Regions from separate parts of the Homo sapiens genome. Here all the other regions are linked to region 4. A link is a loop called in an ENCODE intact Hi-C map of the cell type or tissue named here. Cell type or tissue: ovary. All regions are shown on one strand. Region 1 overlaps STK32A (serine/threonine kinase 32A). Region 2 overlaps JAKMIP2-AS1 (JAKMIP2 antisense RNA 1). Region 3 overlaps STK32A (serine/threonine kinase 32A). Region 4 holds the start of STK32A (serine/threonine kinase 32A).

What was found. Hi-C counts contacts between places; a loop is a spot of excess contacts. Peaks named below come from ENCODE experiments on the same cell type or tissue, not always from the same donor. Only the 100,000 strongest peaks of a DNase experiment are listed, where the experiment ranks them.
Region 1: it touches region 4 in a loop (2.5-fold over the local background); 81 of 110 quality-filtered maps call a loop at or near these places.
Region 2: a loop joins it to region 4, with 4 times the contacts of the local background. A loop is called at or near these places in 75 of 110 quality-filtered maps.
Region 3: it touches region 4 in a loop (2.7-fold over the local background); 83 of 110 quality-filtered maps call a loop at or near these places.

The regions. Positions count from the first base shown.
Region 1 is chr5:147,361,187-147,369,186 of GRCh38, forward strand. It overlaps STK32A (serine/threonine kinase 32A), which reads left to right. Exons shown (of 13, transcript NM_001112724.2): 8 at 331-428. Among named protein-coding and RNA genes, the nearest start is that of STK32A, 130 kb to the left of the region's middle. In ovary, no CTCF peak of the experiment used is centred here; no DNase peak of the experiment used is centred here; H3K4me3 peaks cover 441 bases; H3K27ac peaks cover 571 bases.
Region 2 is chr5:147,572,684-147,580,683 of GRCh38, forward strand. All of the region lies in intron 1 of JAKMIP2-AS1 (JAKMIP2 antisense RNA 1), which reads left to right. Among named protein-coding and RNA genes, the nearest start is that of JAKMIP2-AS1, 17 kb to the left of the region's middle. In ovary, CTCF peaks have their summits at 4,464 and 5,909 (motif pointing left); a DNase peak (open chromatin) is centred at 4,458; H3K4me3 peaks cover 573 bases; H3K27ac peaks cover 1,591 bases.
Region 3 is chr5:147,371,905-147,379,904 of GRCh38, forward strand. STK32A (serine/threonine kinase 32A) reads left to right here. Exons shown (of 13, transcript NM_001112724.2): 10 at 1,265-1,390; 11 at 3,186-3,314. Among named protein-coding and RNA genes, the nearest start is that of DPYSL3, 130 kb to the right of the region's middle. In ovary, no CTCF peak of the experiment used is centred here; no DNase peak of the experiment used is centred here.
Region 4 is chr5:147,230,171-147,238,170 of GRCh38, forward strand. STK32A (serine/threonine kinase 32A) reads left to right here and starts at 4,856. Exons shown (of 13, transcript NM_001112724.2): 1 at 4,856-5,029. STK32A-AS1 (STK32A antisense RNA 1) reads right to left here and starts at 4,689. Exons shown (of 4, transcript NR_147190.1): 1 at 4,543-4,689. In ovary, no CTCF peak of the experiment used is centred here; DNase peaks (open chromatin) are centred at 4,272 and 4,881; H3K4me3 peaks cover 1,629 bases; H3K27ac peaks cover 1,624 bases.

The DNA of each region.
Region 1 (8,000 bases), 130 kb after region 4:
CTTCTTAGCCTTCTTGATTTCAGGGTGAGCCACATATTTGAGGCCCAATAGGACCCAAATTTTAATCGGTGCATGATCTAAATAAGCGAAGAGTTTATCCATGAAGGCCTATGCATGCCTGTGTGTGTTGACTGATGAATGAGGCTACTGAGAGAGATTAGAAAATTAGAAATGTTTGCCTGCTGTGAGCAATCTAGCAACGGATGATAAACATCCATAAAAGTGTTTATATTTTTGATCCTGGTAATTCTCCTTTGGAGGAACATGTTGAGAAAATATAATACTAATGTCTCAGGGAATCAAACTGGTTTAATTTTTCGTGTTTTTCAGCACCTGAGATGTTCAGCTCCAGAAAAGGAGCAGGCTATTCCTTTGCTGTTGACTGGTGGTCCCTGGGAGTGACGGCATATGAACTGCTGAGAGGCCGGGTACTGTAGTAGCATTTCCTCTTTGGTTATTTTTCCAGCAAGTTCTATTTTAGAATGAAAGAATGTATTGTTTGCTAAGATCCAAGCAGTTCACTTGAAAGCTGAAATCAGCTATGCCATGTGATGTTGATAACACCCCTTGAGATTTCTGCATAGGTTAATTCATTTGTCCCGCATATGGGACCAACCATGTCAATTACCATTAAATTACACAGTTAAAAGTAAAGGAATAATATGGATATTATAAACTCCCAAAGAGGGGAAATCAATACACCTCACTAAATATCTTGTGTAAATATCTGTGTTTGTTTAAAGAAAGTCATTTTGCAGTCATAGTACAGGACTCTAATTCAGACATACCTCACCAAGGCTAGTGTGAATTATTAATACAACACAATTCATGCTCTGTCTTGTTGGATTTCTATCACTTGGCTCCTGGGTTCTGGGTTCAGTGACAAATTAGAGTCATTTCCTTTTAAAGGAAACATTTCTTAAACTAAGAATCTCTTTCCCAGAAAAAAGAGATGAAAAGAAAGCAAATATGCTGAAACATATTTTATACAATTTGTGCAAACTATTACATAATAGAAATACACTCCTTAGGTTATATCTCAGTCAGCTCTGCTTACCATAATAAAATACTGCAGACAGGATGGCTTAAATAACAGACATCTATTTTCTTGGTTATGGAGGTTGGAAGTCTGAGATTAAGATGCCAGAATGGTTGGGTTATGGTGAAATCTCTTTTTGGCTTGCAGATAGCAGCCTTTTTTCTGTGTCCTCACATGGCAGAGAGAGATCTTTGTCTTCTTATAAGTCTACTAATCCCATCACGAGGGACCTACCCCCATAAACTAACCTAACCCTTATTCCCTCTCAGAGGCTCCATTTCCAAATACCATCAAATTGAGGGTTAAGGCTTCAACATCTGAATTTTGAGTGGGACACAAACATTCAGTCCATGACATTCTATCCTTGACCCCTCCAATATTCATGTCCTTCTCATATGCAAAATACATACATTCAACAGTCCCAAAAGTCTTAACTTATTCCCATATCAACTCTAAAGTCTGAAGTCCAAAATCTCATCTAAACATCATAGAAATTGTGTATGGGTGAGACTCGAGGTATGATTCATCCTAAGGCAAAATTTCTCCTCAGCTATGTACCTATAAAAGCAGACAAGTGGCCAGGCACTGGCTCATGCCTGTAATCCCAACACTTTAAGAGGTAGGAGGCAGGAGGATTCCTTGAGCCCAGGAGTGTGAGACCAGCCTGGGCCACATGGGAGACCCTGTGTCTACAACACCTTTTTTTTTTAATTAGCCAGGCATGGTGGGGCAAGCCAGTGGTCCCAACTACTCAGGTGGTTGAGGTGGGAGAATCACTTGAGCCCAGGAGGTAGAGGCTGTAGTGAGCCAAGATCATGCCACTGCACTCCAGCCTGAGCTACAGAGTGAGACCCCATCATTAAACAAAACAAAACAAAAAACAAACAAACAAAAAACAAGCAAGTTATGTGCTTCCAAAATACAATGATACCATAGCTGTGGGATAGAGAATCCCATTCCAACATTTCAAAAGAGAAATGGGAAAGAAGGAAGGGGCATCAGCTCCTAAACAAGTCCAGAACATATCAAAGCAAATTCTATTATATCTTAAAACTCGAGAATAATCTTCTTTGAGTTGTTGGTTTGCCCTCTAGATCTACACAGGCATGGGAGCAATCACTCTCATGGCTGGGGATGGGGAGAGGGGACTTGCTTAAGTGGCTCTCTACAAAGGCACTACCCACATGGCTCTCTGTGAAGGCTCTGTCTACACAGCTCTGTTGAGTGGTGGTCCTGCCCTTCGAAACAGAGGTGGAGGCAACCCTGCTCCCCAAGCCAGTGCACTCTGGACCTGTAGTGGGAATGGCAGCCCTGATGATCTGTGAATCGCCCTCATGATCCTTCTTCCTTTTACTTGAAGGATAGCACATGTTCACAGCTGGATAGCATTACGGTCCCAGCCTGTAAAATCCAAGAAGTCTGACAGCCTTTCTCCATAAATTCAAACTGGCAGCATCTGCTAGTATAATCCCATCTTTATTTCTAGCTTCTGTTGTGATAACTACTTGATTGTTCAGCTACACTCTAGTGTGCTCTTCAGAACAGGCTTGCTCATTTTCTGCAATATGGATAGAAATCTTCAATTTCTGGTTGCTTTTTGCTTAATTATTTTTTCTTCAATTCAAACATTCCCTTTAACATTTTACTATAAGCAGACAGAAGGAACCAAGTTACTCCTTCAAAGTTTTGCTTAGAAATCTCCTCGGCTGGCCTGGTGCAGTGGCTCATGCCTATAATCCCAGCACTTTAGAAGGCTGAGGCGGGCAGATCACCTGAGGTCAGTAATTCGAGTCCAACCTGATCAACATGGAGAAACCCCATCTGTACTAAAAATACAAAATTAGCCGGGCATGGTGGTGGATGCCTGTAATCCCAGCTACTCAGGAGGCTGAGGCAGGAGAATCACTTGAACCTGGGAGGTAGATGTTGCAGTGAGCTGAGAACACAACATTGTACTCCAGCCTGGGCAATGAGAGCGAAACTCCATCTCAAAAAAAAAAAAAAAAAAAAGAAATCTCCTCAGCTAAATATCTCATTTCATCACTCACAATTTCTACCTTCTGCAAAATAGTAGAACACAGTTCAGACAAGCTCCTTGCCACTTTATAACAAGAATCACCTTTCCTCCAGTTTCCAATAACATGTTCCTCATTTCTGTCAGACCTCACCAGAATCACCCTTAATATCCATATTTCTAGTGCATACATCCACAGTCTTCCAGCTCAATAACTAGTTCCAAAGTCACTTCCACATTTTAAGGCATTTGTTCCAGCAGCATTCCAATTCTCAATACCAAAATTTTAGTCTGCAATATCTGCCTTCACAAAATACCACAGAATTGGTGGCTTAGGCAACAGAAATTTATTTTCTCAGTTATGGAGTCTAGAATTCTGAGATTAACGTGCCATCATGGTTGGGTTCTGGTGAGGGCTTTCTTCCTGACTTGCAGACAGCTTCTTTCTTGCCCTCACATGACGGAGAGAGAGATAATCTCTTTCTCTTCTTTTTGTAATAAGGCCACTAATCCTATCCTGAGGGCTCCACCCTTATGACCTAATCTAACCCTAATTACCTCCCAAGGGCTTCATCTCCAAATACCATCATATTGAAGGTTAGGGATTAAATTTAGAAATTTTGGGGGGATACATTCAGTCTGTAACAGGTTGTATACTCTCAAGGTCCCAGTGATGGATGCAATCAGTGATTCCTCTAAGACCAAAGAGTTGAAGACCTGACTTTAGGAGCTTGTTTATCCCACAGAACTAAAGAATTGGGTATCTCAAGTCATCATCCAGATACTGCAGCTCTCCTCTCCTAACTTTTTGGAGTCATTCTTTCTGCTGCTGTCAATAGCCCTCTTCTTTGGTCCCACAACACACCATCATGATTTCTGCATTAAAAATGCCATCTCCCAAGTAATTAACCTATTCACAGTAAGAACAGTTGTTAGAAGTTGGGGTTATTTCATCATGGTCCAATGGCTTTATCTTGCTCAGGAAATCAAAGATGAGTGTTTCTAAAGCAAAAAAAAGGAGGATCTCACAATTGTATCTGTTTCATTCACTCTGCAGGGTCCATTTTACACCCAAACATTCATTAGTTCATTGTTTGTACTCCTGCCTTTCCTGAGGAAGTCATTGTAGCACTATTTCTTAAGTATATTCAAATTTGGATAAGTTAGTCAAATTGATGTGAAAGGACCACCCTTGTAAGCCAAATGTGTAAGTCCTACATAGGGATATTACCTGTTTTTATCTCCTGATGGGCTTTTTTTTTTCAAGTTTCTAAATAAATCCAGTGAACAAGTAGATACGCTACTCATGATTATATAGGAAAACAGAGAAGAGAAACATACACTTACTTAAAAGTAGAAACATATCTGCTCTTTCCCACTTCACCCTTAATTTTTTTCTCCCCAGCCAATTTACTCACCTTCTGTGGCTGTGCTTCTGTGTTAGACCCTTGCTAGCTGCTTCTGGGGTTCAGAGCAATTGTGCTCTGCCCTCATCTTTTATGACACACCTAGCAAAACAGAAGCAGAGGAGCGAGTTGAAACAGACAAACGACTATCTGTTATTCTTCAAACATGCCTAGGATTGTATTTAACTATCACCTATCTAAAAGAGGTATTCTCGCCTGCCTGGAAAGAATTTTGCTAAGAAAATTGTTTCTCTTCTTCCCATATTATTTTACCTCTATGCTAGTTCCCTGTGATTTGATATGTCAACTTTGACAAATTCATTTTTCTAAAGCACAGATATGACCTTTTTTGTTAAGAAAAAGAAACTACTGTTGCTCCCCAGTGCTACACACACACACACACACACATACACATACACACCCTTCACAAGCCTTATCTGCACCCCCGCCCACTCCCCACAACAAACTTCAGATGTCTTAGCTTGGCATTCTTCGGAATTAGGTCAACGTTTCAGATTTTGCTTCCATTTGTGTATTTCTGACCCTTCATGAACTCATTTTGGCCTCTTAGAACTTCTTCCTCTTCTCAAAGCATCTCTTGGGTTTTTTAACCTCTTGTTCCTTCGCCTATAAAGAGAGTTTCCAAGGCAAACCTTGGTCTTCTTTAAAAATCACTCTGCGTAAGATTTGAAATCACTAAATGAAGTTTTAATAAAGGATATATCTTCATTGCAGGGCTTTTCAAAATCTTTATAGCCAAGTATTTTGGTCATTTCTAAGAAAGGACACACTATTAAACTATTCCAGTTCGTGTTGGGGAGGTTTTTCTAGATCTCTTTATATTCAAATTCTATTCATACTTTATCACCTATGACAAAATAGCACTTTCTCTAAAGAAACATTCTCTGACCTCCCTATCTAAAGTGATCCGAATCTCTTCCAAACATTTATTTACTTTATGTATCCTGTGAATCTTTGGAATCTAAGCTTATTAGAAAATATAGAAAACCACGAAAATGAAAGCAAAAATCAGCTGTAGTCTCTAAGGCAAAGAACATTTCCAATTAAGAAATTAAACTCCCTTTGACTTTTAAACCCCATCTTAGCAGTTTGTTGCATTCACTTCCAACTTGTTTCTGTTCTCATAAGGATACTCTATCTTCAGATAGATAGATATAGATAGATGTGTTGTTTTAGCAAAAATAGAAGTATGTTTTACCTTGTTGAGCCTTTTTTTTTTTCATTTCATAAGATAAAATGTACAGCTTTCTAGATCAGAACACCTAAATCTATTTTCTTTTTAAGGATTAAATCTATAGGCATATCAATTTTTATTTTTTATCTCTTGTATATTATTAGGTTGTTAATTCATTAAAGGTAAAGTATGTATCTTATATAGGTTAGTATTATTCACAGTATTTAACTGTTTTTTTTTTCCTCAGGAGAGTCTTGCTCTGTCCCCCAGGCTGGAGTGCAATGGCCCAATCTCGGCTCACTGCAACCACCCCCTCCTCTGTCCAATCAACCCTCCCGCCTGAGCCTCCCAAGTAGCTGGGACTACAGGCATATGCCACCATGCCTGGAAATTTTTTGTATTTTTTGTAGAGTTGGGGTCTTACCATGTTGCCCAGGCTAGTCTTGAACTCCTGGGCTCAAGCAATCCACCTGCCTTGGCCCTGCAAAGTGGTGGGATTACAGGTGTGAGCCGCCGCACCTGGTCACAATATTTAACTTTAAATAGGTATATAATACATGGTTATTTTCACTCACATCCATGTGAAGAGACCACCAAACAGGCTTTGTGTGAGCAACAAGGCTATTTCACCTGGGTTTCAGGTGGGCTGAGTCCGAAAAGAGAATCAGCGAAGGGAGATAGGAGTGGGGCCGTTTTATAAGATTTGGGTAGGTAAAGGAAAAAGGGGGGTTGTTCTCTGGTGGGCAGGGGTGAGGATCACAAGGTGCTCAGCGGGGGACGTTTTGAGCCAGGATGAGCCAGGAGAAGGAATTTCACAAGGTAGTGTCATCAGTTAAGGCAGGAACCGGCCATTTTCACTTCTTTTGTGGTGGAATATCATCAGTTAAGGCAGGAACCAGCCATCTGGATGTGTATGTGCAGGTCACAGGGGATATGATGGCTTAGCTTGGGCTCAGAGGCCTGACAGTTATTGAATGAATGGAGAAACAAATCACTTAGACACCTTCTAGGAAAAAATGACCAACTATGCTACCTGCAATTACGTTTCAAAATGTAGCTTATCTGAAGAAAAGGAAGTAACATTTAATTACAAGCATCAATACAACTCAAGCACAGAGGAAGTGTGCTAAACAATTTCCTCCATACGTACAAATTTTTATTTACAGAAAAGTATATGTCTTAATGAGAAAATGTGCTCGAAAACATTCTCATCATTTCTGAGTTTGGTTTCAGTCTTAATGAATGTGTCCCTTAACTATTAATCTGCTTTGTCATCTCTCTAACTCCCTACTATCTCATTGCCATTGCAAAGGCAAAGGTCCACATCTTTTATAGTTTCATATTATCCAAAAGTGTTAACTTAGGATAGATGTGTACATAGTTTTGTACTCATTGTACATGCTTAGCTGCAATTCTTTTGCCTTTGCACTTCTGAAATACAACCATATTCACAACACATCATTTGTTCCCTTATAACATTTCACCTTTTCCACTTTGTTTATTCTCTATATGCTCACTGTTAGTTTAGATGCTGCCTTAGGCTTTTATGATATATACTGTGACTGCATACTGTAATTTTTCTCTATAGCATGTATCCCATTTATTTAAGTGTGTGTGTGTGTGTGTATACAGTCTATATAATAAATTTACATGCTTCCTTAAGTAGACTGTAGGCCCCACCAACATAGAAACCATATGTGTCTTGTTCTTCATTGTACCCTCAATGCCTAAGAAAGGTGCTGGAACATGGTAGGCATTCAATAAATAATTGGTAAATAAATAAATATACAATTCTGGTAGTTGATTAATTCAAATTAATTTTAAAATTTAGAACTGTAAAAGTAAATTAAAAAATAAGATAAAGACAATGTGATTATTTTTTAATAAACCAACAGGTCATGGAGATTTTAAAAATTAAATTCAGTCATATGGCCTTGTAAAGTAACTAGAGAAAAATGTACACACTTAAACCAGCTGCTTGTGGCATTCATCAGTTAATTCATTTGTTTATAAAATCATTTTATTTTCTAGGTGGCCCAGAAACAGTAGGTTGAGAAGCAGCAATGAATTAAAATCAAGAAGAAACACAGAAAAAAGTAAAAACACATGTGCATACACATATAAGCCTAGAAGCTTGAGTATACTAAGCCTAATCTGATTCTTAATGATAAACATGGTCTGAATCATATGGAGTAACCTAACCCTTTGGCTACTAAATTACCAATAAACATTGATAATGGTGATAAAGCATCTAGCACTCCTTTACTGATATTGAGTTAATGAGTTATTTCTACTATATAATTACCAAGACATATGATATAGCTATGGTCCTTTATTTAGTGTTGA
Region 2 (8,000 bases), 340 kb after region 4:
ATCTGATTTTTAAAAAATCCTTACTAATCTCTTAGTAGGTATGAAATATTTTTCTTTTGTGGGAGTAGGGAAGATTTCAATTCCTTTTAAGCTTTAATTTCCTGAGTGTGTTACAAAGTGCATTGAATTATATTTGACATATGGAGGTTCTAAAGCCATGTCAGGCTTCTATTAACATATGATAATAGAAAGCAATAGGAAGTCCAGCAATCTGTGAGATCCCATGGCCCTTCCACTTCCTCCCCATGGCTGTAGGCACACCGCCCATCTTCTGTGAGCTTCACTTTCACCACTCCTAAAATGGGGATGAAATATCAGCCTGGACTGTTGTTCAGATTGCTATGACACTCAAAGGAGGTAAAAACTGTGCTGAGTTTTTAAAATTATAAAGCTGGCTAGATCTGTAATGTGGTTTAGCTCATTACTGAAATATTTAGCAAAGTAAACCCTGTGACAAAACATCAAAATTAACATTTTAATTTTTTATTAATACTGTATTATCATATTGGTGGCCTCGAGATATAGATAAAAAGAGGACAGTGTGGTCAAAAGCTTCAGCTAATGAAACAGAGCAGGAAGTCAAATATAAAAAGCCTAGTTGTCAATCAAGGTTCTAAGGCATTTTGAAGTTAATGTTCAGTGTTTTTGCATTTTTTTTTTCTGAAACCTTAGTGGGCTGAATCTCTCAATGCCTCCTTTCTTAGCGCTATGGTCTCTGAGAACAGGAAATACAATAACTCAACTTATAATTTTAAAGGCCTTAATTTTAGAGCCAAAACATGGTCCCACAGGCTCTGGTCTCATCATCTATGAAATCTGATACTCCACTGTATGGGTATAAATATATATGTGTGTGTGTGTGATTTGAAGTTTACTGATTCTTACAGTTTAACATCAGGTTCTTCTGTTAAGTTCAATTAAATTATTTACATGTATTTAAAAATAGAATCTATTTTGGAACTCTATTTCTCTAAAAGTAGCATCAACTCTTTCCTTTTCTATCTGTATATGTACACCAAAAGATGTCTAGAATGCTGTCCACCTAATGATAATCACGATTATTTCTGTGTGGTATGATTTTGGGGCAAACTTTGCTGTCATCTACGTATTTTCCTATATTGCTTGAGGGTTTTTTAATATAGCTTTTTTATCTTAAAATAGTTATAAACTCTACAGTAAGTTGGCAAATTAGCACATAGTGCACCATACCTTTCACTTAGCGTCTCCCTATGGTAACAACTTAAGTAACTAGAATAAAATGGCAAAATCAGGAAACTGCCATTGGGACCGTGCAAACTGCAGACTGTATTCAGATTTCACCAGTTTTTCCATGCACTCATTTGTGCTGTTACTCCACCTTAACTCTACGTATTCCTTTGTAGCCCTGCTATGAGGGGTGGGGTTGGGTAGGGAGCATATTGAACTTGACAGGGATAAACACACACCTGCTTTGAAAAGTCACACTGTTTGTCATTGGCCGGAAGTAACCTCATCCTTCCAAAATTATTGGTAGTGATGTGCCTGAGCTGGCTTGTGTCAGTCCTGGAGGCCATTTGTTAAATATTTAGGAATTTTGTCATTGGTAGTTTGAAATCAGCTATGGTGAAATAATTACCTTGAAGAAATCTGCAGAGTATAAATCAAGCCCCCCACCCTCGCTTCCTAGAGCCTGTTTACCAACACAATACTCTTGGTACGACATTTACAGTTGTCCTGGTTAATCCCCGTTCCCCATGTGCCTCTCATCTGGGTCTCTCAGTAAAACATATTTCCCTAATAGGACATTCCCTTATCATACATGATGCTTCTTTTCCTTTCAGGGTTTCCAAATAGAGCAGCTAAATAATTTAGTAAAAAGGCAAGGCTTTCTGTTAATGGATTCTAATATCTTATTATATGATCCTTCTGGGTAAATTACCTCCATTTTGCCCAGGGACTTCCTGGAATATAGATACATATTTAACTCCAAGACGACATTTGAGGATGTGTGTGTTTGCGGGGGTAGCGATTGGGTAGAATCCTTTCAGCCCCCCTCAGTTCCCACCAAGCAGGCAGCTGTTGATCTCACGCACACTCAGGGGCCTTCACTCCTCCTGGTCCTGTCCCTTTCCTTCTAGAAATGCCAGAAATGCAGGGACTCACTGAGTCCCTTCTGTTGAGGCAGATCACGGGAACTGGGAAAAGAACCTTGGTTTAAACTTGAAAAGGAAGTAAAAAACCTTAGGGATTCTTTGTGGATAACAGTGTGGATTCATAACCTTCTAGGTAGTGAAGCGCCATATCCTTTTGTCTTTAGTGAGAAAGACAGAGCAGTGAAAAAGAGGGAAGTGAGCTATGTTCCCTCTTAATCCTTAGTACATTAATTGGAACAGAAAAAGAGGAAAACAAAAACAAGACAAAACGTTCCTATTCTCTATCCTCCCCTTGTCTAAAAGTGTTGCTAACATTTAATAGATGTGTAGATTAGCTCTTACATGTGTAGCCTATTCCAGGTGTAGCCTGTTCCAGGTGCATGGAGGAATATTAAAGACATTTATTAAAGACATTTATATTAAAGACATTTATGTCTGGAGGCAAAATTACACTGGCAACATAATAGTGAAATGAACATAAGCTTTGGAATCAGATCTGAATTCGGATTCTGACTTGGCCACTTATTGGCTGAATAAATCTGGGCAAGTTACTAAACTTTTATTTGTTACTTTCTTCCTTAGTAAATGCAAATTTGTTAGGAGCATGAATGATAATGATTGGGCTTCTACCCTGTACCAGGCATTTTATGAATATTTTAAATAATGTTTTAATTTAATTTAATTCAATCCTTACCATAAGCCCAGATTATATTATTTTTATTTTATGGATGAGAAAATTGAGCCTCAGAGATGTTCATTAAGTCGATCAAGGTCATATAGCTAATGGGGAACAGAGCTGGGATTCAAACATAGTATTCTAAAGCCTATATCCTCAGATCACTCTAGAGGCCATATAGCCAATTTAAAAATGCATGAAAAATTTTTATACATCGTAGGGACTCAGTCATTGTTATATTGTTATTTATTTAATATATAGTGAATTATATGTTAGTTATATTGATAATTATATTAAGATATATTATATAGGATTATATAATAAACTTTAATTATTAGTAGTAGTATTATTTTTTGAGACTGGGTCTCACTCTGTCACCCAGGCTGGAGTGCAGTGGTACGATCTTGGCCCACTGCAACCTCTATCTCCCGGGTTCAACTGATTCTCGGGCCTCAGCCTCCCAGATAGCTGGGACTACAGGTGCCCACCACCATGCCCAGCTAATTTTTGTGTTTTTAGTATAGACAGGGGTTTCACCAGGTTGGCCAGGCTGGTCTCGAACTCCTGACCTCAAGCGATCCACCTGCCTCGACCTCCCAAAGTGCTGGGATTACAGGTGTGAGCTACCGTGCCTGGCCGGATTATATAATATAAATTAATTTTATTATAATATAAAATAATTACATTGTTATTTTTAGGGAAAGTTCACTAAACTTGAAGTCAGATGATCTGACCCAGGTCTTGGCTCAACCATTTAGTAGCTCCACCAGTAGGCAAGTCACTTACACAGTATTCTCTCTCTCTGTTTTTGAGATGGAGTTTTTGCTCTTGTCACCCAGGCTGGAGTGCAGTGGAGTGATCTCAGCTTACTTCAACCTCTGCCTCCCGGGTTCAAGCAATTCTCTGGCCTCAGCTTCCCGAGTAGCTGGGATTATAAGGCTGTGCCACCACGCCCGGCTAATTTTTGTATTTTTAGTACAGACAGGGTTTTACCACGTTGGCCAGGCTGGTCTCAAACTCCTGACCTCGGGTGATCCACCAGCCTCGGTCTCCCAAAGTGCTGGGATTACAGGCATAAGCCACTGCACCCATTTTTTTTGTTTGTTTGTTTTGTTTTGTTTTTGTTTTTGTTTTGTTGCTCAGGCTGGAGTGCAGTGGTGTGATCTCGGCTCACTGCAACCTCCACCTCCCAGACTCAAGTGATCCTCCTGCCTCAGCCTCCACAGTAGCTGGGATTATAGGCGCTTGCTACCATGCCTAGAGACAGGGTTTTGCCATGTTGGCCAGGCTAGTCCAGGCTGGTCTCGAACTCCTGAGCTCAAGGGATCCTCCTGCCTCAGTCTCCCAAAGTGCTGGGTTTACAGGCTGAGCCATGGCGCCTGGCCCACTTACATAGTTTTCTCATTCATATTCAGGCATGCCTGCCACATTGTAGTTGTTCAATAAATGTTTGGTAAAAAAAAAAAAAAAAAAAAAGAAAGAATGAAAAAATGAATATTCTTAAGGTCCTTTTCAGGTCTTAAAAAATGACTCCTGTTGTGATAGTGACACACGAAAAATTAAACAATTGATGATCAAATGAAAAGTTAATTGTCAGTGATGTCTGAGAGGCGCCCCAAACCACAGCGGTTTTTCTACAGCGACGCCCTGTGGTGTCGGTGAGTACTGCGAGGGCTAGCTACTGCAGGGCCTGGTTCTCGGCATTTTTGCCTAAGATTTGTTTGTTCTTCCTCTACAAACTATTAAGCCAATCCTGAACAGGAAGACTTTTTTTTTTTGGTTATTTAAATAAATCACTGCTTATTTACTCAACGTTGCAGTGCTCTTGGTGATGATGTTTTGCTTAGCTTTTTCAGAGAGCACCAGGAATCAGGGGAGGATGATGAAGGCAGGGTGTCTGGGTAAGAGGCATCCTTTCATGCTCCTGTTTTTTCAGGCTTTATACGCTCGTATTATCCTTCTGCACTTTATCCCTTTATACTAACAGATGAACTGAACAACATAATTAATAAAAGTGTGATTTATTGAGCCTTTACTATATAGCACACATTGCAACTTTTTGTGTGAATCCTGTTACATATCTTATTTAATTTTCTCAACAGCCTGACAAGGTAAATGGTATGATTATCCCATTTGGGGGCAGATTTAAAATGCTCAAGTCGCTTCTTCAATGACACATACCTAGTGGCAGAGATAGAATTAGGACCCAGTCCGTATGTCTCCTATATACATATTGCCTCTTGTAACAGAATAGAAAGAAAAATAGATCAGAAGGAGTAAAAGCCAGCATCACTGGATCTCTGCTTAATTTCCATTTGTAATTAAAATAAAATTAAAGCACCTGGCTTATTTTGAATGGCGCTTTCCCATAGCAGCCCCTAATAACTGAGGAGGTACAGCACTAAGAAGCAGGGATCCTTGGTCAATTACCGAGTGACTTATAAAATGCCGTTTATGGTTAGGAATGGCAGACTAATGAAATAAAAGCTTATCTAGCTAATGTTTTGTAAGAACAAGAAGAAATTATTGCTGTTTTTTCATTCTTGGGATTCTTGGGCGGTAACTTTTTGTTAAATTGTCTTTTTTTTTTCTTTAAAAATCCCTTTAAGAAACATAAAATGTTCCGGCAAAAATATTTAAAACATTAACAATATTATTTTAAAAAATCAAGGTCATCCACACAATGGGAAAAACTCTAGACACAATAACATACCTTTGCTTGTCGGTTCTCTGGGGAAAACTTGTTTCAGAGGTGGGGAATTAGGGAGTGAATCTGATGAACTGCCTTGACCTCTTTTATCTGGCGTCTGACCAAGTCTGAAACTATTTGGAGGTCGCTAAGTTTCGCTGGGTCTTTGTATTTGGAAATGAATTTGCTGCCTGCGGCGAAGAAAGCAATCCAGCCTCCCTGAAATAAGGAGAGGCTACAAAACCCGAGATAGTGAACAATCATGCCGGAGGAATGGACAAAGCAATGCTTATGTTTAGGTTATTACTTTCATATGGATGTGGGGAATTGAAATGCAAAACCAAGGGGCATCAAAATATCACATAAAATCAGCTTTAGGTTTTCCTTGAGCTCACACTTTTTTCCCTGGACTTGTGGAAAAATGCTACCCTCCTGTGGTCAGACAGTAGAATACAGAAAAACAGAGACCTTTGACCAGGAAAATAAGGTGAAATTGAACAGGGAATGTGGTGATCTATTCGTAAGTGTTTTCTGAAGAGCTTATGGCTTATCAAAAAGACACCTTCAGAAAAGAAAAAAAAAAAAAGAACAACAGAAAGAAAGGAAAGAATAACAAAACAAACAAAAAGCTAAGAATAACAACAAAATTACTTTCCAATAAAATGGCCCAGTTAACCTATTTCCACCTTCATGGGGACTTCTCTGAGCATTCAAACAAGAAGCAATTGCTCCCTCCACAATTCAATACATAAATACTAGAATTAAAATAATACACCAAGACTCTGCTGTGTGCTAGGACCTGTGCTAGGTGCTGGGAATGAAAAGCTGACAAAGGAATATCTCTTCCCTCAAATAACTCAGATTTCATGGGGCATTAAGTGGAAAGGGACAGAACAAGTAACTTTATTTATTTATTTATTTATTTATTTTTGAGACAAAGTTTCGCTCTTGTTGCCCAGGCTGGAGTGCAATGGCACGATCTTGGCTCACTGCAACCTCCACCTCCCAGGTTCAAGCAATTCTCCTGCCTCAGCCTCCCCAGTAGCTGGTATTACAGGCATGCGCCACCATGCCCAGCTAATTTTGTATTTTTAGTAGAGATGGGTTTTCTCCATGTTGGTCAGGCTGGTCTCGAACTCCCGACCTCAGGTGATCCACCTGCCTCGGCCTCCCAAAATGTTGGGATTACAGGTGTGAGCCACGGTGCCCGGCCTGTAACTTTAATATACATGGTAAATAGCATGATAGGTACACATAGAGTGCGAGATCAAAGAATATTTTGTTCTGCTCTTAAAGAAGATGATGGCTGAGTCTTCCAGTAGCAATAAGATTTAAACAGGTAGCTGGGCACGGTGGCTCACGCCTGTAATCCTAACACTTTGGGAGACTGAGGCGGGTGGATCATGAGGTCCAGAGTTCGAGACCAGACTGACCAACATGGTGAAACCCCCATCTCTACTAAAAATACAGGAGTTAGCCGGGCATGGTGGTGGCACACTCCTGTAATCCCTGCTACTTGGGAGGCTGAGGCAGCAGAATCACTTGAACCCAGGAGGTGGAGGTTGCGGTGAGCTGAGATCGTGCCACTGTACTCCAGCCTGGGTGACAGAACGAGACTCTGTCTCAAAAAAAAAAAAAAAAAAAAAGAAAAGATAAAAAGATTTATCTAGACAAAAAAATAGGAAAAACATTTCTAGACATAAAGAGCAGCATATAGCAAAAAATCCACAGCATGAATTTGCCTCAAAGCCTGCATAAATACCAGCTCTTTTGACCTGCCAAGGTCTAAGTGTATGTGTGTGTCTGTTTGTGTTGGAGAAGATGGGACAGTGTCACCTGTGTGTTGCGGGAAGTCAGGGACCCCAAACAGAGGGATCGGCTCAAGTCGCAGCAGAAGAGCATAATTTGTGAAGATTTCATGGACATGTACCAGTTCCCAAAATTAATACATTTATAATTTCTTACACCCGTCTTTACTGCAGTCTCTGAACATAAATTGTGAAGATTTCATGGACATTTATCACTTCCCCAATCAATACTCTTATATTCCTATGCCTGTCTTTACTTTAATCTCTTAATCCTGTCATCTTCGTAAGCTGAGTATGAATGTCACCTCAGGACCCTGTGATGATTGCATTAACTGTACAAATTATTTGTAAAACGTGTGTTTGAACAATATGAAATCAGTGCACCCTGAAAAAGAACAGAATAACAGCAATTTTCAGGGAACAAGGAAAGATAACCATAAGGTCTGACTGCCTTTGGGGTTGGGCAGAATAGAGCCATATTTTTCTTCTTGCGGAAAGCCTATAGATGGATGTGCATGTAGGAGGAATATCGCTGAATTCTTTTCCCAGCAAGGAATCCTGGGGAAGGAATGCATTCCTGGGGGTAGGTCTATAGATGGCCGCTCTGGGAGTGTCTGTCTTATGCGGTTGAGATAAAGACTGAAATACGCCCTGGTCTCCTGCAGTACCCTCAGGCTTACTAGGATTGGGAAATT
Region 3 (8,000 bases), 140 kb after region 4:
AGCTCAAATATCACCTTCTTGGTGTAAGTTCACATAACACTATCTTTCCTTCATAGCATTTTTCAGTTTAAAATTATACCCAGCATTTGTGTGATCCTTGGTTACGTACCATTTTCTTCTTAGCTTCATGAGGGTAGGGACCATGTCTGACATGTGTTACCATTGTATTCTCAGCATCTAACACAAAGCCTGAGAAGTGAAATTTGACAAGTATTCAAATAAATGAGGTCCACAGCTTTCATCAGATTTTCAAGGTACCCATCTTCATCAAACAGATGAAGAACAGTTATAGCGGGAGGTCAAAAGTGTATATTGAGTGATGATACAAAACAAGAATGAGGGGCCCAAGAGGAATGGGCTTGGCCTTTTTTTTTTTTTTTTTTTTTTTTTTTTTTGAGGAGAAAATTGCACCAGTTGTGGCTGGTAATGGAAAATAGCTTTAGTGGCTAAGGAGTCATCATTTGTGTCTCTTGTTTTTGGAGTCAAGTTCCTTATTTTGGAATAGGGACATTGCATCAGTAATGTCAAAGACATAGAATGGGGGATCATTTTTCATAAGCAAATTCTGCTTAGTTCCAAGACAGCCCTGCTTCACTCCACAAATTACACCCTGAGGTTGCATGGTTGTCATCTTCAGAAGCATTCTCAAGTGGGACTGACAATGCCTATTTGAGCCACACAATTGCTGTGATGTTGGCTCAGGAATGGTTAAGGGGGCAAAAATCTTTTATCTCAATTAGTAAAATCTAGAACTATAACAGTTACTTTAGTTACACCTTATCTATGCCGCCCCCAATGTATTTTAATTAGTTGTAAAAACAGCTACAATTCTTAGTAGGAAATGAGTTCTACTTGTGAAATGTATCAACATTTGTCACCATAGGTTTTCTACTAGGTACTTTGTATAAATAGCCTCCCACTAATCCTGATTACAATCGTATGAAATACATTATTACCACTTTTTTTAAACACATGGGTAAACTAAGATTTAGAGAACAAATTTGCCCTTAGTAAGTAGAGGAGTCAAGAATCAAAGATATATTTGACTTAGTAGGACAAGCCATTTTTACTCATCACATTGCAGAATCCTACATACTGTTCATTCTAATAATGTATGATCTACATTGTTTATGGGATTAGGGATAGGGGACACTGTCTATTTTCCTTCAGTCCTACAGTTGAAAGCATTTAGAGGGAATTTGTATGATTTTTTTTTGTCCTTCTATCCTTTCTTATGGCCTTGATGTTTGCATTTTATTGGCAGCTACTCGAACCTAATCCAGACCAACGATTTTCTCAGTTATCTGATGTCCAGAACTTCCCGTATATGAATGATATAAACTGGGATGCAGTTTTTCAGAAGAGGCTCATTCCAGGTTTCATTCCTAATGTGAGTCAATCCTAACAAAGCCAAATAACTCCCATTCAGTGCGCATTACCCGGTGTGCCAGATTCACACATTGTCTCATTAGATAATCACACCAGTGTTGTTAAGAGAGCCCCAATTCCCATTTTACAGATGAGAGAATTGAGACATGCACAGGGTAAGTTTGTCACCAAAGGTCACAAAGCTAGCAAGTAGTCAAGCTGGGATTCTAATCCAGGTGTATTTGCGACTGAAGTTCTAGCTTTTAACCACTTTTTATGGTCTGTTTTTATTGAAAGGAAGTCCTAGTTCCCCAAATAGTCATTCTCATGAATCTGCTGGGGTTTTTTTTAAGTTTTCTTTGATTCTAAAGATGCAGAAGTTTGTGTCCCTAGAGATCTGAGTCAAAGAATTGAAAATTGTTGGAGTTGGGGTGAGGAATTTATTTTAGCATTTGCCCCTCATCCTTTGTTTGTTCTGTCTCAGGGATTTATATTTGTAAGGACTGATAACCAAAGACATATAATTCCCATTGGATGGATAGCCAAACCAATGGACTTCTGTGGTCTACTGCATTATGCTGGTAAGAGCCAGAGTCCAGAAGCTTAGGCCAAAGGTCCCAAGTGAGGCCACTAGCTCCTTCTCTCTGCCTAGAACTGAAATTATATGTTCAGTTGTAGGTATATTGGGCAGAATAAGAGGCTTCTAAAGGGGCCTGTAGAACCAATTCAGTTTTCTGTTTTGGCTGTCATGGCAGCTCAGGCCTGCAATCTCAGCACTTTAGGAGGCCGAGGCAGGAGGATCAGGGGTTCAAGATCAGCCTTGGCAACATGGCAAGACCGTGTCTCTACAGAAAAAGAAAAAAAAATTAGGCAGGCGTGGTGGTACTTGGGTGTAGTCTCAGCTACCTAGGAGGCTGAGGTAGAAAGATCACTTAAGCCCAGGAGTTTGAGGCTGCATGAGCAGTGATTGTGCCACTGCACTCTAGCCTGGGTAACAGAGTGAGACCCTGTCTCAAAAAAAAAAAAAAATTACTCTTAAGCCCATATGAGGCATTTGCTGTGGGAATGTGAGAGTGTGATCCTTCATGTACACACAGCAGGAGGCATGCTCCAATGAGAGGGTAAGGAGAAAGTACAAAGTGAGAGAAAGGAGAAAGCAGGGTGGTGGAATTGTACCTTATGGAGCAACAGGAGGGTAGGTCTGAGTTCTTACCTCTCCGCTTTGTGGGGTCCATTAGGGGCAACTTGTACCATAATTGACACATGACACAATGAAGGTCTAGGCACCCCAACTCTTGCTTCCCCCTCCTTCTATGTGTTGCGTCCCTGCAATTAGCCATCAATGCTGGCTCAAAAGAAGTTCTACGTTATGCTTCTCTGACTTTAGTGTGAATCGGAATCATCTGGGAAGCTCATTAAAGTGCAAGTTCTTGGACCTCACATTCTGAAATTCTGATTTGGGAAGTCTGGTTGGAGAACTGGGAAGCTGAGCAAGCAACTTAGGTGATTCTGAGTTACATGATTATTAGAGCGCACTTTCGGAAACATAACCCAAAATTTATTTTCCACTTTAGAAAAATAACTGTAAGTCGGCTTTTGTTTTTACTCATTGAGGCCTAATTGAGAGTTTAGAAAAATAAACGAAGAATATGAAAAACGATGCTGGCAATAAATAACGTAAAACTTAGAGTGGGAATCCCAGTGTATTATTCATGGACTGCTCCGTTAAGACTAAGTATTATTTTCCGTATTAGGTCTGCTGTGTTTTTCAGAATGATACAGTAATCTGAGGATTGAGCCAACTGTCTTCCTTGCAGAAAGGCAGGCTGAATTGTGATCCTACCTTTGAACTTGAGGAAATGATTTTGGAGTCCAAACCTCTACATAAGAAAAAAAAGCGTCTGGCAAAGAAGGAGAAGGATATGAGGAAATGCGATTCTTCTCAGGTAAGCAGGTCCCCACCAAACTCAGGGTCATGGGTATCCCCATGATGGCTGCAATATCTTCGAGAGCTTCTACTGGGAGGTCATTTCAGCTTCCTGCTTTTGCTGCTTAGTGAAATAGGAGAAGTAGATCAGCCGGGTTTCTAAAAGGGCAGACCAGAGCTCCTCTGAGGATCCTAGCAGCAACATTTTACTTGTAGGCTTTCCGTCTAGAGTTCTGCCATTAACTTGACTCAGTTATTTCTCTCTTCCAGTTCTCAATTCAAAATTTACAAATTTCCTGGGAGAGGAACTGTCATTGGCCAAGCTTAGGTCAGGGGATGATTCATAAAATTATGGTAAAGGGGCAGGTTTCAAAGTACACACATGGTTGTTTTGGACCTCACTCCTGCTTTGAGGAGTTTCTGGGAGCAGCCAACCCTAGAGATGATGTCTGTTCTTTGCCACAAGCAGAATTTTATGATATCAAGCCTCACAGAAGAGTGTCTGTTCACAGGAATGACGGAATTCTAACATGGTGGAGCACTATTGCTGGATTTCAGGCTGAGTTAAATTAACTTTGTAACTAAGTATATTATTCTCTGTCAGAGTCAGAGCTCAGATTTCAGTGAAGTAACTTGCAAACACTCAGTAGGATTTTATACTCACATGTGGCTCTATGAATTATAATGATGATGAAGTAATAAAGTTACTTTGCCTCTAAAGGTCATCTATCTATCCACACGACCATTTCCATTCCTCCATCAATCCCTGCCTCCCTCCATCCATTCATTTAGGCTACTTTTTTTTAGTAGCTATGATCTGCCAGGTCCTGTGCTAAAGACTGGAGTGAGAAATGATTGAGATATAATTTCTATACTCAGTGCTGTCCCTTTTCTCAAAGATTGTGTAGTCTTGTGGTAAAGATGGCTCTGCAAACAAATAAGTATCCTCCATCTCCTTAATTTCTCTAGTAGTCAGGGGCCACTATATATTTCAATGGACAATTAACCAACGTTCACATCTCTGTCCTGTTTGATCACAGAACTGGCTTCTCGTCAGATTCCCTTCAGGAAATATTTTCTAGGACCCTCCAAGGAATGCTTAGCTGTGCTGCTAACCCGTCTTGCATATTGCTTGTCTCTGAACTGTCTTCTTCCCAATGGTCTGTTCCTCATGATCATGTCATAACCAACCCGCTTCTCCAGACTTGCTCCTTCCCCTGACCTAGCAGAACTTGGCTCAAGGTGGATACAGGCCTCTCTGATAACAGGACCTAACATGTGATAAAAACCAAGAGATCCTTTTTATTACAAGTTTTTAAAGTTTTAGAAATAACTGAGCAATTTAGGAATAACTTTTGACCATACGTACCATGCTCAACATGATCTGCCCATCTTTCCTGCCACATCCTTGTACTATCCCACTCTGACCCTCACTTAAAACCCTCCAACCTCACAGGCCCTGCAAGTGTCTCACTCTCAAGCACTGAACCTTTTGTTCTTCTTCAAGGCCTTTGCCCTTGCTCTTCCCTGTTCCTAGAATGGTCTTCCCTTTCATCTTCACATAGGGGGCTTCCTCTCATTCTTTATACCTTAAATATCACCTTGTCATTTCTGTTGTTGAATTATAGGATGTTTTTTACATATTCTGGATATTGGACCCTTATCAAATATGTGAACTGCAAATAGTTTCTCCCTTAGTCATTCTACGAAGCCAGCATTACCCTGATACCAAACTGGACAAAGACATCACAAAAAATGATAATTACAAACTGACATCTGTTATGAATATAGATGCAAAAATCCTTAACATATTAGCAAGGTGTTCAGTTAGGCTTTTGACTTAAGATGTTTCTTCTTTTTTAATATTGGTGTTTATAGCTATAAAGTTCCTTCTGAGCACTGCCTTCACCTATCCCATAAGTTTTGGGATGCTGTGGTTTGTTTTTAATTCATCTCTAAGTATATTCTGATATCTCATGTGATTTCTCTTTTTGACTCTTTTTTTAAGAGTTTGTTGTTTAATTTCCACATTTTTGTGAATTTTCCAGTTTTCCTTCTGTTATTGATTCCTACCTTCATTCCAATTATTTCAGTCTTTTTAAATTTTTTGATACCTGTTTTGTGGTTTCCTTCCATGGTTTCCTTTAACTCTGAGCATATTCAAGACGGTTGTTTTAAAATCTCACTCTAGAAAGCTCAATGTTTGAGCTTCCTCAGGACAATTTCTATCTGTTGATTTTAAGTCTTTGAATGGCAATATTTTCCTGTTTCTTTGTGTGCCTTGTGATTTTTTTTCTGTTGCTATTGAAAACTCGACATTTAAATATGATAATGTGGTAACTCTGGAAATCAGGTTCCTCCTTTCTTCATGGTTTGCTATTTTTTGATTGTTGAAGGCTGTAGTTATCCATTGTTTAGCGACTTCTCCAAACAATGTTTGCAGAGATTGTCTGCTTTGTTGTGTCATCACTGAAGTTTCTGTTACTTTAGCCTGTGCTCAGCTAATGTTTTGACTGAGATTTAACACCAAGAGCATTTTTAAGTTGTTTTTCTTTTCTTAATTTAGTGTTCACTTGGTTCCAGTAAACCTTTGAGTGCTTTCCGGAGTTTTGACAAAGTTGGTTTTGACAGTATCTGCTTGTTTTTTTGATGTTTCTGTTCAGAGATGGGGCTTGGAACTGCTTACATCAGCATTTTTCTCTAGATTCTTCTAATCTTGTACCCCAGGTTCAAAAATAAAAGGTACTTTGCTTCAAAACAAAGAATAGTCTTTCTTCCAAGAAGAATCAGAAAGATTATGAACTATTTTTCTGATTCTTCACTCTATTTTCTCTCTTTTACATTAAGGCTTTTAAAACATGAGTCAATCTTACCTTATTATATTATTAACATGCTCGTTCATTCATTCATTCATTTATTCAGATGACTGTAAAATTCCTGCTTTGTTAGGAAATATTTCTGACTAGGTGGTTAATGCTATGGTTAGATACACAAAGTGCTGTGGGAATTGCTCACTGGACCTGAGTGAAGGGTTAGGATAGGCTTTCCAGAGGAGGCAACATTTGATCTGGTTCCTCCAGATTGAGCAGAGGTAGGTGAGCATACAGGAAAGGACAAGAGCATTTCAAGGCTGGCACATCTCAGGGCACAGGCAGATCTTAATGTTACAGAGGAAATAAAATGACAGGTGGTTTCTGATCATAGGAATTACCCATGCTGTGTTCAAAAGGCTTGTGACATTACTCATCCTCCCTGCCTTTAGTCTTATCTAGAGCCATTCACTGAAGGCATTCCTTCAGCAAAATCTAACAAGAACATACACCATATCAGTATCATATTAGCTATAGCTTAGCCCCATTTCTGCCCCACTGTGTGTAGCTCAGAGTCACCTTGTTACTCTAGAGCCAAATTCATCACTGTTTAGGTACCACATTAGAAAAGAGTCAAGTGTTGGCAAGGGAATTCCAATCAAGCCACAAGCCTGGAAAAGGAGCTCTCTATTCTGAGCTCTCTGAGTTCTCTATTCTGTTTAATTGGTCTATGCGTCTGTCGTTGTACCAGTACCATGCTGTTTTGGTTACTGTAGCTTTGTAGTATAGTTTGAAGTCAGGTAGTGTAGTAGTGTAATAATGCCTCCAGTCTTTTTTTTTTTTTTTTTTTTTTTTTTTTTTTTTTTTTTTTTGCTTAGGATTGTCTTGACTATTCAAGCCCTTATTTGGTTCCATATACATTTGAAAATAGTTTTTTTTTCTAATTCTGTGAAGAATGCCAACAGTCATTTAATGGGAATAGCATTGAATCTATAAATTACTTTAGGCAGTATGGCCATTTTTATGATATTGATTCTATCTGGGAACCTGGAATGTTTTTCCATTTGTTTGTGTCCTCTCTGATTTCCTTGAGCAGTGGTTTGTATTTCTCCTTGAAGAGGTCCTTCATTTCCCTTGTTAGCTATATTCCTAGGTGTTTTATTGTTTTGTAGCAGTTGTGAATGGGAGTTCATTCATGATTTGTCTCTCTGCTTGCCTGTTGTTGGTGTATAGGAATGCTAGCAATCTTTGCACATTCATTTTATATCCTGGGTTTCAGTATTTTAAAAACTTACTTCAGGTGATTCTATGTGTGCAACCATGATTGAGATACACTGTTATAGAATCTAGGATGTGATAAACTAGAAGAACATAACTAAAGTTTTGCATTTTTCGGGTGTCTCAGTTTCCTCATTTATAGATGGAGTTGGTATGTGTACCAAGTTCATAGGCTTGTTCTGAGTAAATTAGTGCATGTAAAGTGCTCCACAGAATGTTAGCTGTTGTGATGCTTTACTTTCCATTGCACTTCCTGACTCCTAGCCTTTCTTTTCCTTGGCTCTTTTTATGCTCATGTCAGATGCCTCTATTGTTTCTTTCCCCCCAGAATATCCTCCACTTTATCTTGCTCTGCTCAACATCTTTAAAGTATAGAATCAACAGACTGCCATGCCACCCAGTCTGTCTGACAATTGAGGCAAATTCCCTAAGTCCTCTTGTTCTCCTTCTGAGATTTCCACCTGCTCTAACCCCTTCCAATATTTCAGATGCCGTCTCCAGCTATGATAATTTAATCAGTGTTTGCTCTGCTCATCCTTGATATGTGAGTCCTAAGATTTTAAGCGATCATTTCCCTTCTAAGTCATGTATGACCCATTAGTCCCTCCATTCTTTTT
Region 4 (8,000 bases):
TCTTAATTATTATTATATGTATTAATATTAATAATCAATAGTATTTTTCCTGATATCCAGTGGGGAGAGGGTGATATTATTCCCAATATCATAGAAGGTGTACACCCCCCTATGACGTTATTTTTAACAGCCAGGGGCTAGAGGATGACATTACTCCAAATATTGCAGTGGGTGTACATCCCTTCTGTGATCTTGTTTCTAATATCCTGGGTGGGAGAGGATGATATTACTCCCAATATCGCAAGGGGCGTAGACCTCCACCGTGACATTGTCTCTAATATCCAAAGGTGGAGAGGATATTTCTTCCAATTTCGCACGGATGTACACCACCCCTGTGATACAGTTCCTAATATCTAGGCGGCGACAGGATGATATTAGTCTCAATATCGCTGGAGGTGTACACTCCCTAGTGATGTTGTTCCTAATATCCAGGGACGGAGAGGATGCTATCACTCCCAATATAACAGGGGGTGTACACCCCTTCTGTGACATTGTTCCTAATAGCCAGCGGGGGAGAGGAAGATATTACTCTCAATATCGCAGGGGGTATACACCCCCTTGTGATATTGTTTCTTAGATCCCGGGAGGGAGACGATGATACTAGTGGCAATATCGCAGGGGCTGTACACACCTCCTGCGATATTGTTCTTATCCCTAAGGGGAGAGCATAATATGACTCTCAATATCGCAGGGGGTGGACACCTCCTTTGTAATATTGTTCTTAATATCCATGATGGGAGAGGATATTACTCCCTGTATCGCAAGAAGTGCACAGCCTCCTGTGATATAGTTCCTAATATCTAGGTGCAGAGAGGATGATATTACTCCCAATATCTCACGAGTTGTAAAACGCCTTCGATATTTTGCCTACAATCCCGGGGGTGAGAGGATGACATTACTCCCAATATCAAAGGTTTACATCCCCCCTTGACGACATTCTTCCTAATATCCACATTGGGAGACGATGATATTACGCCCAATACCACAGGTGCGGTACACCCGTCCTGTGATATTGTTCGTAATATCCCAGGGAAGAGAGGATGATATGACACCCAATATCGCAGGCGGTGTACACCCTCCCAGTGATATTGTTCTTAATGTCCAAGAAGGGAAATGATGTTATTACCGCAGATATCGAAGAGCTTGTACTCCCTCTCCCTTCCAGGATATTGCTCCTAATATCCAGGGGAAGAGAGGATAACATTATGTCCGATATCGCAGGGGGTTGTACACCCCACCCCCGTGATATTGGTCCTAATATCCAAAGGTAGAGACGATAAAATTACTCCCAATATCGCAGGGGGTGTACACCCCTCTTGTGATACTGTTCTTAATATTTAGGCGGGGAGACAATGATATTACTGTCCATATCGCAGGGGTGGACAACATCCCTGTGATGTGGTTTTTAATATTCAGTGGGGGAGAGGATGCTATTAATTCCAATATCACAAGGGACACACCTCCTGTGACATTGTTCCTAATATCCAGGGGAAGAGAAATGATATGACTCACAATTTGGCAAGGGGTGTACACCCCCTCCATAATATTGTCCCTAATATCCAGGGGGGATCAAAATGATATTACTCCCCCTATCACAGGGGGTGTACAGTACCCCAGTGATATTGTTCCTTATATCCAGGGAGAGGGAGGATATTACCCCCAATATCGTAGGGGTGTACACACCCCCTGTGATATTGTTCCTAATATTTAGGTGGGGAGAGGATGATATCCCAATATCGCAGGCAGTATAAACCCCTCTGTTATTTTGTTGCTAATATCTAGGTTGGGAGAGGATGATATTACTGCCAATATCGCAGGAGTTGTACACCCCACCTGTGATATTATTCCCAATATCCAGGGGAAGAGAGAATGATATTACTTTCAATAGCGCTGGAGGTGTACACGCCCATGTGATATTGTTCCTAATATCCAGTGGGGGAGACTATGATATTACTGGCCATATCGCGGGGGTTGTGCACTCCCTCTGTGATGTTGTTTTTAATATCCAGGGGGTAGAGGATGACATGACTCTCAATATTGCAGTGGGTGTACACCAACTCTGTGGTATTGTTCTTAATATCCAGGGAGGGAGAGGATGATATTACTGTCAATATGGCAAGGGGTGGACACCCCTTCTTTGATATTGTTCCTAATATCCAGGGGGGAAGAGTATGATATTAACCCCAATATCGCTGGGAGTATGCACTCTTTTTTGATATTGTTCCTTATATCCCGGGGGAGAGTCTAGGTTATTACTGGCCATATCACAGGGTGTGTACACCACCACTGTTATATTGTTTTTTATTTCCAGCAATGAAGAAATTGATTATACTCCCAAAATGGAATGGGCTGTACATCCCCCATGAGATATGGTTCCTAATATTCAGAAGGGAAAGGATGATATTACTCCCAATGTTGCAGCGGGTGTATAATCCTCCTGTGATATTGCTCCTAATATCTAGGGGGGGTGAGGATGATATTACTCGCAGTAACGCAGAGGATGTACACCACCTCTGTGATATTGTTCTCAATATCCATGGGGATAGAACATTATATTACTCCCAGTATCGCAGGTGGTGTACATCCATGCCCCATGATATTTTTTCTGATACCCAGGTGAGGGGAGGATGATGTTACTCCCAATATCGCAAGTGGTGTACAAACATTCTTTGATATTTTTCCTGCTCTTTACGGGTTGAGAGGATGGTATTACTCCCAGTATCGAAGAAAGTGTACACGCCCCCTGTGATACTGTTCCTTATATCTAAGTTAAAAAAGAATGATATTACCTTCAGTATCGCAGGGGGTGGGGTGTACACTCCGCCTGTGATATTATTTCTAATATCAAGGGGAAGAGAGAATAATGTTACTCCCAACAGCGCAAGGGATGTACACAAATGGTGATATTGTTCCTAATATCCAGGGAAGGAGATGATGATATTACTGGCCATATCGCAGGAAGTGTACACCCTTCTGTAATATTGTTTCTAACATTCAGTGGGGGAGAGAATAAAATTGATCCCAATATCGCAGAAGGTGTACAGACCCCTTTGATAGAGTTTTTAATGTACAGGGAAAAATAATAATATTATGCCCAATGTCGCAGGGGTTGTAACCCCCCCGCCCCCCACTGTATATTCTTCCTAATAGGCAGCATAGTAGAGGTTTATATTACTACCAATATCGCAGAAGGTGCACACACACCTGTGATATACTTCCTAATATCCAGCGGGAAAGAGGCTGCTATTACTTTCAATATCGCAGTGGGTGTACATCCCCCCTGTGGTTTTGCTCCTAATATCCAGGGGGGAAGAGATGATATTACTGACAATATCACAGGGGGTGTACACCTCTTCTGTGATATGGTTCCTGATATAAAGGGGGAAAGTGGATGATATTACTCTTAATAACGTAGGAAGTGTACACCCACCCTGTGATTTTGTCCCTAATAACCTCATGGGGAGAGGTGATATTACTCCCAATATTGCAAGGGGTGGACACCCCACAAGTCATATTGTTTCTTAAATCCAGGAAGGGAAAAGATGGTATTACTACCAATATTCAAAGGATGTACAGAACGCATTTCTTATTGTTCTTAATATCCAGGTCGAAAGGAGATAACATTACTTTTAATATAATAAGGGTGGTACACCCTGCCTGTGATATGATTCCTAAAATCTAGAAGAAGAGAGAATGATATTACTTCCAATAATACACTGGGTGTGCAACCCCCTTTGATATTGTTCCTAATATCTAAAGAAAGAGATGATGATATTACTCCCAATACTGTAGAAGGTATACACCGTCCTGTGATATTGTTCCTAATAACTAGTGGGTGAGGGCATGATATTATTTCAAATATCGCAGTGGCTTTACACCCCTTCCGTGATATTTCTCCTAATTTCCAGGGGGTGGAGTACGAAGTTACTCCCAATATAGTAGTGGGTGTACACCCACGCTGTCACATTTCTACGAATATTCAGGGAAACACAGCACGATAGAACTCCAAGTCTCGCAAAGAGTGTACACCATTTTGTGATATTGTTCCTAATAACCGGAGGTGGATAGGATGCTGTTAGTTTCAATATCGCAGGCTGTGTACACACACACTGTGAAATTGTTTCTAATGTCCAAGAGGGGAGAGAATGCTATTAATTCCCATATAGCAAGAGGGTGAGGCACACCCCGCCATATGGGGAGTAATAGGACCCCCCCTCCCTCCCTGGCTACTACGAGCCACATCGCTGGGGTGTGAGGCACCCTCCTGCCATATGGGGATTAATAGCGTCCCCCTTTCCCCCCCGACTATTACGATCCACATCGCAGGGGAGTGAGGCTTCCCCCGCGATATGAGGAGTAATAGCACCGCCCTCTCCCCCTCAACCCCCCGGCTTTTAGGATCCACATCGCAGGGGGGTGAGGCACCCCCGGCGATATGGAGAGTAATAGCACCCCCCTTCTCCCCCCCCCCCCCCCCCGGCTATTACGATCCACATCGCAGGGGGGGTGAGGCAGTTCCCGTGATATGGGGCGTAATAGTACCCGCTGTGCGTCCTGGTGGCTCCGGACCCGGCCCAAGCGCGGCGGGACCTCCATCCGTAGCCCTCTCCCCCAACGTCGCCCTCCCGGGGTCCTTGTCTAGTCTCAGCAGGCGGCAAACGGACCCCAGGCGTCTGGCGCTCACCCAGGAGACTGCCCAGCGGTTTCTGGAGAGAGCGCTAAGCGGAGACGCCCGCTGGCAAGCAGATCCCGCCTCCTTCCCTGGCCAAGGAGCCGCCCCTCCGGGGTAGCTGTGCGCTGGGCGGCGCTCGGACCCCTTGGCAGCCGCAGGTGCCTCCCCAGCCCAGCCCAGCTCAGTCCAGCGCAGCCCAGCCCAGCCCAGCCCGGCGCTCGCAGCCTCCGCCGCTTCCGGGCAGATAGGTGCCTTTTCTTGCTCCTTGCTCTTGGAGTTCTTCTCTTAGTCCCTGTTCCCTGGATGAAAGCATCGCTCCGAGCCTCATGGGAGGAATGAAGGAAGAATCGAGACTAGGTGAGTGGTGGTCTAGATTTAACGAATAATAACAATAAACCTGCATACTAAGGGTACTGTTGGGAAGCTAGGAAGTGCAAGGAGAAGAGAAGACAAAGGCTGCTGATCAAGATAACTCACAAAACTAAATGCAGGCTAGGGCCAATTCCAGCTATTTTGCACTCCATCCAGGTTCCCCTGCCTGGCACTGACTCATGTGCAGACCCAGACAGACTTCAATAAATATTTGCTGGGTTGAGACAAGTGAGTGGAGGTGTTTCTGCTTGTTCTCCAGCATCTAAACAAGCAAAACCTAGCTGCCTTTGATGATTGCTTCATCTCCACAAGGACTTTTTCCCCCAGGACTTAAAAAATAAAATGTGGTGTATTCACACAACGGACTGCTATGCAGCACTTAAAAAGCTAAAATCAGAGCTGTAGGGATCAGCATGCCTGTACCTAGATTTCAGAAGTATGATGGCAGATAGACACAGCAAGATGCAAAATATATCCACTCTCTCATGCCATTTAGGTGACTTATTTTAAGACACTTGTCATGTTTGTAAAATCATAGAAGGGGGACTGTAAAATGTTTATCACATCCGTGATTGTGGCTGTCTTTGGAAAGTGTGAAAGGGAAATCAATTGGACTTTAGGATTAAGGTGGAAATAATATTTCCCTAAAATGCTTTAAAAATAAAAATGATGATATAAAGATGACCAAATATAAACAATTGTTAACTGAGAGTGTTATTAACTTGGGCATTTTTCATGTTTTTGCCCCCTATTTTTAAAATATTTCTTAAACTAAGAAGTTCTGTTTTTCAAATGCAAACAAAATAAGTTGTGTCTATGCACATTCTGTGACAATGAAACCTAAAATGTTTAATCAAAAGTTGCAACTTTCTTGCATCACCTCCTATGTTTTCCAATCCTAGAAGACCACACCTCTTTATCTAGGGAGGCTTGGTGGTTAGAGAAGCTTACCTGTTGACAACCCCCAAATTACAGGCCAAAGATGAAAGGTTGGTATTAGGGAACTATTTCCCAGTTAATAATCTGATAATCGGCCAGGTCAGGGTAGACTCTGAAAACTCCCTGTGTCCCTGCAAGACAAATTTCTCCTCCTTTTACATTTCATATGCTTTGGATTTTCATTTTCATGGATGGTAGCTGTCCTCTTCACATCTCAAAATGATGCTTAGGTAACACTGCAGACCTAGTGCCTGGAGATCAGGAAGGGCTGGGGGGTTGGTAAAAGAGAGTCCTACAGCTCTACTGGGCTCTTCAGCAGAATGGAAAGGACATGTCTCCATTTTCCTGCGAGAGAAAGGTAGATTTCTTTCTGAATATGAAAAAAAAAATCTAATTTGGTTATCCACATGGGAGAGAAAATGAAAAATAATTTTAAACTGGATTGTGTATGTTAGGTGCAATGAAGAAGATACTAAACGACCACCCAGTGGTTCCATCTGCTTCCCCCTTCCACAGACACACACAAAAATGGTTCCCTGTTTGCATATTATCTTCCCACTAAAAATCACTTGGTCCGTGGTGAACAAAATTGTGTGCACATCAGAATGAAATTCTGAAACATGGAAAATTGCGATAATATTCCTTCCTCTTTCTCTTTCTGATTCGACAACTTGCAAGGTCAGTGCTTGGTATATCTTATGTTGCAGGATGACAGGCTACTTGAGAAAAACCTGAGGTGTGAAGAAAGATATAAGAATGACAGGACTGGGGTGCATTGTGAAAACTACATGTACTCAGGTTTTAAGCACAAAATAAAAGACAATGTAGCCTCTGCCTGCAGTTAACAACTGCAAATCCTTAAAATTAATGTTCTCCCGGCCAGGCACGGTGGCTCAAGCCTGTAATCCCAGCACTTTGGGAGGCCGAGGTGGGTGCATCACAAGGTCAGGAGATCGAGACCATCCTGGCTAACATGGTGAAACCCCATCTCTACTAAAAATACAAAAAAATTAGCCGGGCATGGTGGCGGGTGCCTGTAGTCTCAGCTACTTGGGAGGCTGAGGCAGGAGAATGGCGTGAACCCAGGAGGCAGAGCTTGCAGTGAGCCGAGATGGTGCCACTGCACTCCAGCCTGGGCAACAGAGCAAGACTCCATCTCAAAAAAAAAAAATTAATGTTCTCTTTAGGACCATTCATCTCTTTCTAGTGCCATCAGTGGTTCAGTCCTTACACTATCCCTCATTTGGATTTTAAATGCAATAATAAAGCACAAAGACCACCCCATTTGCTTCTCCCTAACTCACAATAAAACACTCACAATAAAAAGTGCATCCCACTTACTTCTTAACTCCCTTGTCTGCTGGAGTTAAACTCTTTTTGATTTTTTATCCTGGAGAAATGGTTGAGTTCTATCTTCCTGGGTCTCAATAATTCCACTGAGCTTCCATCAGCCACCTGTGACCACCTACCCCTACTCACTCCCTCTCTCATACCATTTAATTGGTTGCTTCCTAATTAATGACTCTCTTTGCTCTCTATTTAATGATTCTTGCTAAAGTCCATAAGGCACTTTGCCAGCAGTTGGTTTTTAGTATGAAAAGTAGCATTTCCTTAATGAGTCTGAGTCTGCCTTCCAAATGAAGGGTTTACTTACATTTTCCTAATGGGAAAACGAGCTTTTCTTCTACACTTCCTTAGGGGTTTCATAAGTTCTTTTTCAATAACTCATCCTTAACACTTTCTCCAATTCTGCCTGTAATCAATATTCCCTTCACATGTAAAGAGCTCAGGAGGAAATCAACTATTTTTTTAAAAATACGCAATAAGGAAATTCTGCTACTCTTAGAAATAGCAGGAGCTAACATTCATTCTTTGCATATCATGTGCTAGGCATTGTGCCAATTACCTTATATACATTGTCTCATTATATGTATCCATGACCATATATGTGCTAAGCATGAAATTTTCTTAAGCCAGATAGCTGAGTAGAATTTTAAAATATTATTTTGTACAAAAT